Regions from separate parts of the Homo sapiens genome. Here region 2 is linked to region 1. The links are chromatin loops, found by intact Hi-C in ENCODE. Cell type or tissue: ascending aorta. All regions are shown on one strand.

Region 1 (2,500 bases):
GGCGCGAAGCTCGTGAACTCCTGAGTCCCCCTTCCTGTGGATGTGAGGTTGGGGCACCCCTGGGCACTCCTTCCTGTGGATGTCAAGACAGTGCACCCCTGGGTACCTCTGCCTGTGGGTGTGAAGCTGGTGCACCCCTGGGTCCTCCCCGTGTACTCTGAGGCACTGGGATCCTGGTTTCAAGGCTTGCTCAGTCATCTCTGGTGGTGTAGGTCTTTGTGTTCAGTTTTATAAGTGGAGAAAACTGAAGATGATTCTGTTTACCTTACCCACCCCCTCACTTACCTCACCTAGCTCAGGGGCTGGGTATGGGGTGGTCTCAGCCCAGGACAACCTTTTAAATATTAAACATGGTACCATGCGATGTTTGTCATACTTATGACCTGGAGAAATCAAATGCGATTACTCAGCCATCTCAAATGGGGCAATGTGTATGCTAACAGCTACCCCTCCCGAGGGCATTTCACACATGCTACCTCCTGAGCTTCACTGAGACCATCTACAGGCAACAAAACGGATACACAGAAAGATGGGTGGCTGGGCTCACTGTGGCCTGCAGAGGAAATATGAGCTTGACGTCATCCCCAGCTGGTTCTGTATCTGAACACCGAGCACGAGGAAGTGATGGTGGCCAGGCCGGTCTGTACCTGGGCTCCTGCGCTCTGCCGCAGCCCAGTCAGTGTGGTTGGTGCCTGGTATCATTCCTATGTAACAGAGACAGACCAGAGAGGGAAATAAACTTGCCCAGGGCTGTGCAGCTGCTCAGTGGCATAACCAGGACTGGAACTCATGTCCTCTTCGTCACTCTCAGGTGCTCATCCCACTCATCTCAGCAAATCACATAAAGCTCTCGGTGGCCTTAACACCAGGTCAGGAGGACTAGAAGGGGTTGGCCACGAGACAAGGAGGAAGTCATTGAGGGGTGAAGCTGGAGACCAGCCTTGAGTCCTGGCTTGTTACTGGTGTGACCTTGAGCAATTTGCCCTCCTTCTCTGAGCCTCCATTTCCTTGGGTGTTGCCCAGGGATGCTGATCTGTGGCCAGCTTCCCACAAGCAGTTGCTCTGAGGACAAAGACGTGGGATGGGAGCTGGCTCTGTGGACAGGCAGGGGCAGCTCCCCCCTGCTCCCCTGCCATGGAGCTCCCTTGTCCTGGGTGAGTCTTGGCCAATGCCCCAGAGCCCTGCACAGTCCCAAGCTACTGTGGGAAGGCAGGGAGCTGGCTTGTGCCTCCCCAGTGTCGACACATCCGTTCTCAGGGGCTCTGAGATGGCCTCTCTTGGCCTGGACGTGCCACAAACAGTGCCCTCTCCCCTGCCTGTGTGTGTTTTGGGGCTGGCTGGCAGGCTCAGGAAAGCAGCCTGGCCTTATCAGAAGCCCTGGGTCTCCAGTTTCTGGGAACTGTCTCCGCTCTGTGGCTTTCTTTCCCAGGTGCTGGTGCCAAGCAGGCTCAGTCTGAGCGTCTGGCGGGGTTCCAGGCATTCTGTGTCAAGCACTTCTCAGCAGCAGGAAGACCAACTTCATGGAGGCCTGAAGGGACCCAGCAAATGACCTCTGTCTGCATGGCCCTGGCTTAAAAACAGGAGCATGGTTGTTAGCGCCCCCTAATCCACACAGGGGACCAACTCCTCCTAGTTGTGTGGGCTGGGCTGGGAACTCACACCAATGCCTGTTAGCCGCCTCTAGGGAGGGGACCTGCATGGAAGTGTCATCCTTTAGGAGGCATGACCAGGTGCACCGTCTCCATTCATGCTGCACAGGGATGGAGGCTCGGCGCAGAGACCTTGCTGGCCTGTGTTCTACAACTCCCATCACCCAAGAGAGTCACTCCACATCCCTGCGAGATGGGGATCTTGACTGTCAGTTAAGATTGAGACAATGGAGGTGCTATGAGGTTGAGAACTTCTCAGTCAATCAGCCATGTGTGGCTGAGCCAGGTTTGAAGCCAGGCAGTTGGGGTCCAGAGCCCAGTTCCCACCTTAACAGCACAGGAGGGGGTCCTAGGTCTTCTGGTCCCACAGCAACCTCCATGCCCCTGCCCCCTCCACTCCCTGACTCCCTAGGAGTGCAATGCATCTTACTGAGGTGGAGCTGGCTCAGCTCAGTGTAGGTGCTACATGTATAGATGCCAGGTGGGTTTATGTTAGCTAGGGTGCCCACAAATAGGGTCCAGGTACCAGGGGCAGGGTGTCTCAGAAGAGTTGGCAGGGATATAAGGGACTATGTGATAAGGAACGAGGGCCCTGTATACTACCCAGCTTGAGGTCTTTGTGGGGGACAGGGTCTCAGCCCTCTGTTCTGGTCCCTTGTGTGGATGAGCAGTGTTATCTGTAGATACCTGGAGCCCAGAAGGTGGGAGAGGTGGCAGTCCTCGGTGCCTATCCACTGTCCTCTCCTGGCAGACTCCCCTCCTGGCAGAGCCTCTCTCCAATGCCCGTGACTACTCAATCATCCTCTTTCTCTTGCTTGAAAATTTGATGGGACAACTCTGCATGGCTTTCT
Region 2 (2,500 bases), 150 kb before region 1:
CACCTTTTTTCTCAGGAATTTACTCCATCCCCACTTTGAGTCCAGGTGGATTGGGTGGATTAACTCCAGGATGGACATGGACCCAGGCCTGGCAAATCAGTGCATCGGATTCCCCTTGGCCACAGTAATTGGTTCAGGGTTGGGTCTATGGGCAAAGTCCATGCTGGGTCTTATATGGGGTTGTACAGAGGAAAGAACTCTCTTTCTGGACTTGCTGTCAAACTGGAGTTTTTGGAGTCCAAGTGGGGAGAGTGTGCTGAGAGTGAGTGTAGTACAGGGGAAAAACAAAGCCAAGATGTGCACCAGAGAGAGGATCAAAGAGTGAGAGAGAGAAAACAGGTCCAGAGGATGGGGTTTGAGCCTCTGGATCCAGCCGGACCTGAAGCCAGAAGACCTACATGCAGACTTGTCTACTATATGAAATCTTACATTCTCTTTCTGGATTAAGCCAGCTTAAGCTGCAACTCAGAGTCTTGACTGATAGTTGACTTGGTGCTGGGAAGATGAGTCTCTCCACAGGGATGCCTGAGCCACAGGGAGACTGCCGTAGTCAGCTGTGAGCTCTTTCTTGTCCTATCAGCACAGCCCAGATGAGTTCTCACCAGGAACAGGTACACAACAGTCATAAACTGACAGGGTTAGTCATAGGCCCGTTGTGCTCTGAAAGCTTTGTCAGAACAGACACACATCATTTGTCCCCTTCCACACCCCGCTAGCAGCTCTCAGCATGGTCCTCAGTGAATGTGCTGTTTGTCCAGCTGATTGAGGGGCAGCACAGCCTTCCTCACCACTCAACAACTGCCTGCACACTCTCCTGCCATCCTGGTCTTGTCAGTATCACCCCACCGACCCAGTTTCCAAGTTAGAAGCCGTCGTCCTCTGCCTCTTTGATGTAATCCAGCCTCTTACTGCTTTTCCATCTCCACCACCACCTGCTTAGCTCAGACCTCAGCCTTTCTTAGGAGGAAGCCATTTGGCTCTGGAACTGACACCTACCCAGGTTGGCCTCTGTTCCTTACCTGTGAAACGGGGATGGAGCACTACACTTGAAATGTGAAATGTCTCCAAGGATTTGGATGTCAGGGGAATGTAATGGCCCTTTGAGCCATTATATTCAAAAGGAGCAGAAGAAAGACACAAAGTCACCTGCAAGAGGCAGTGGCCCAGAAAGCTTAGACATCACCTCCTGAATGTACATGAAGGCCATGTCCATCAGAAGGGAGCCTTGGCAGCCAATAGGAGCACAGAAAATGAGGCAGCCCAGAGGCACGCTTTCCTGTGGAATATCTGGACTGCATTATGGGCTTCTGTCAGTTGTGAACAAGAACACACTAGAGCCTGATGCCACTGGCTCCTCCAGCAATGTCCGAAAGCGTTGACTTCCTGTGTTTGCTAGCCAACAGGGAAAGAATGTGCTGGTCAGGCAGTGCAACCGTTTGCAATGAGTAAGCTGGCATTTGGGCTTTGTTCATCGTCCTTGTGAGCTATGAGTCAGCATCTTGGAGACTGTGAAGTCTGGCCATCAATGACACTGCATTTCTGGTTTGCAGGGCTTGGTCAGGCCCTGACCCCAGGTTCTCAAGGTCAGGAGTGTATCAGTGTGATCTAAGGGCTCTACGCCCTGAGATTCTGATTGATGAGGTCAAGTGGGACCAGGCCCTTCTACTGAACAGCTCCTCAAGGAGGCCTGGTGCACAGCCAGACTGAGACTCAGGGCCTGTGCATGGTTACCGCACCTCCCCTGGCTGCCTGTGGACCCCCTTTTCTGCCTCCTTTGAGCCTTTTCGCTTGGTGTTGCTGATTGACTTTCATGTTCACTTGAGTAATTTACATGGAGCCTGCTTTAATTCTCCTGAGACCCCCTGTAGGCTTTCATGAAATTAAACCCTCAACAACGACATTAGAGAAGGAAAAAGGGCCTCTTTATTTGGAAGTTGTGAACAAAAAGAGAACAGAACTGCTGGCAGTTGTTCTTCATCTGAATCTTCTGCTTCTGGCTCTGTAGTTGGATCTTGTACCACCGGGGCTTTGCTTCCAGGATGGGGTGACTTAGGGTGGATGTAATTGTCATGACCTTCTGGGGGCCAGGATTTGGCCGGAATGACCACCATTCCAATTACTTGGCTTTTTGCTACTGGAAAGGCTGTGAGTTGGCTCTCTAAGGATTTCTAAATGACTAAGGCTGAGCACAGAAGCAGCACCCCAAAATCCTGTGCACCAAGGTTGGGGATGAATCCTCCTCTGATCCTTCTCCCAAGACTTCTGGATCAAGAGTGGGTTTCATTCATTTGGCCCCTCTGAGGAGACAAGTGGAGAAAGGAAGTTCTATTTACTACAGGGTCTGTGACTTTATGCGACTTAGAAGGGTACAAGTATGATAATTGTAGAAAGCAGAACATCACTCTGGCTAGGCTCTGTTGACTTGGACAAAATCATCTCTAATCTATGATACATCCTGAGCCAAACTATACTCACTGTTGGAATTGGGGACATCATTCGC

What was found. Peaks named below come from ENCODE experiments on the same cell type or tissue, not always from the same donor. Only the 100,000 strongest peaks of a DNase experiment are listed, where the experiment ranks them.
Region 2: it touches region 1 in a loop (5-fold over the local background); 1 of 110 quality-filtered maps calls a loop at or near these places.

Annotation. Positions count from the first base shown.
Region 1 is chr10:78,407,650-78,410,149 of GRCh38, forward strand. No RefSeq gene overlaps it. Among named protein-coding and RNA genes, the nearest start is that of LINC00595, 140 kb to the left of the region's middle. RefSeq lists enhancers at 1-338, 1,151-1,962. In ascending aorta, no CTCF peak of the experiment used is centred here; a DNase peak (open chromatin) is centred at 1,452; H3K27ac peaks cover 1,841 bases.
Region 2 is chr10:78,254,805-78,257,304 of GRCh38, forward strand. No RefSeq gene overlaps it. Among named protein-coding and RNA genes, the nearest start is that of LINC00856, 7.4 kb to the left of the region's middle. RefSeq lists an enhancer at 918-2,117. In ascending aorta, no CTCF peak of the experiment used is centred here; a DNase peak (open chromatin) is centred at 1,447; H3K27ac peaks cover 1,813 bases.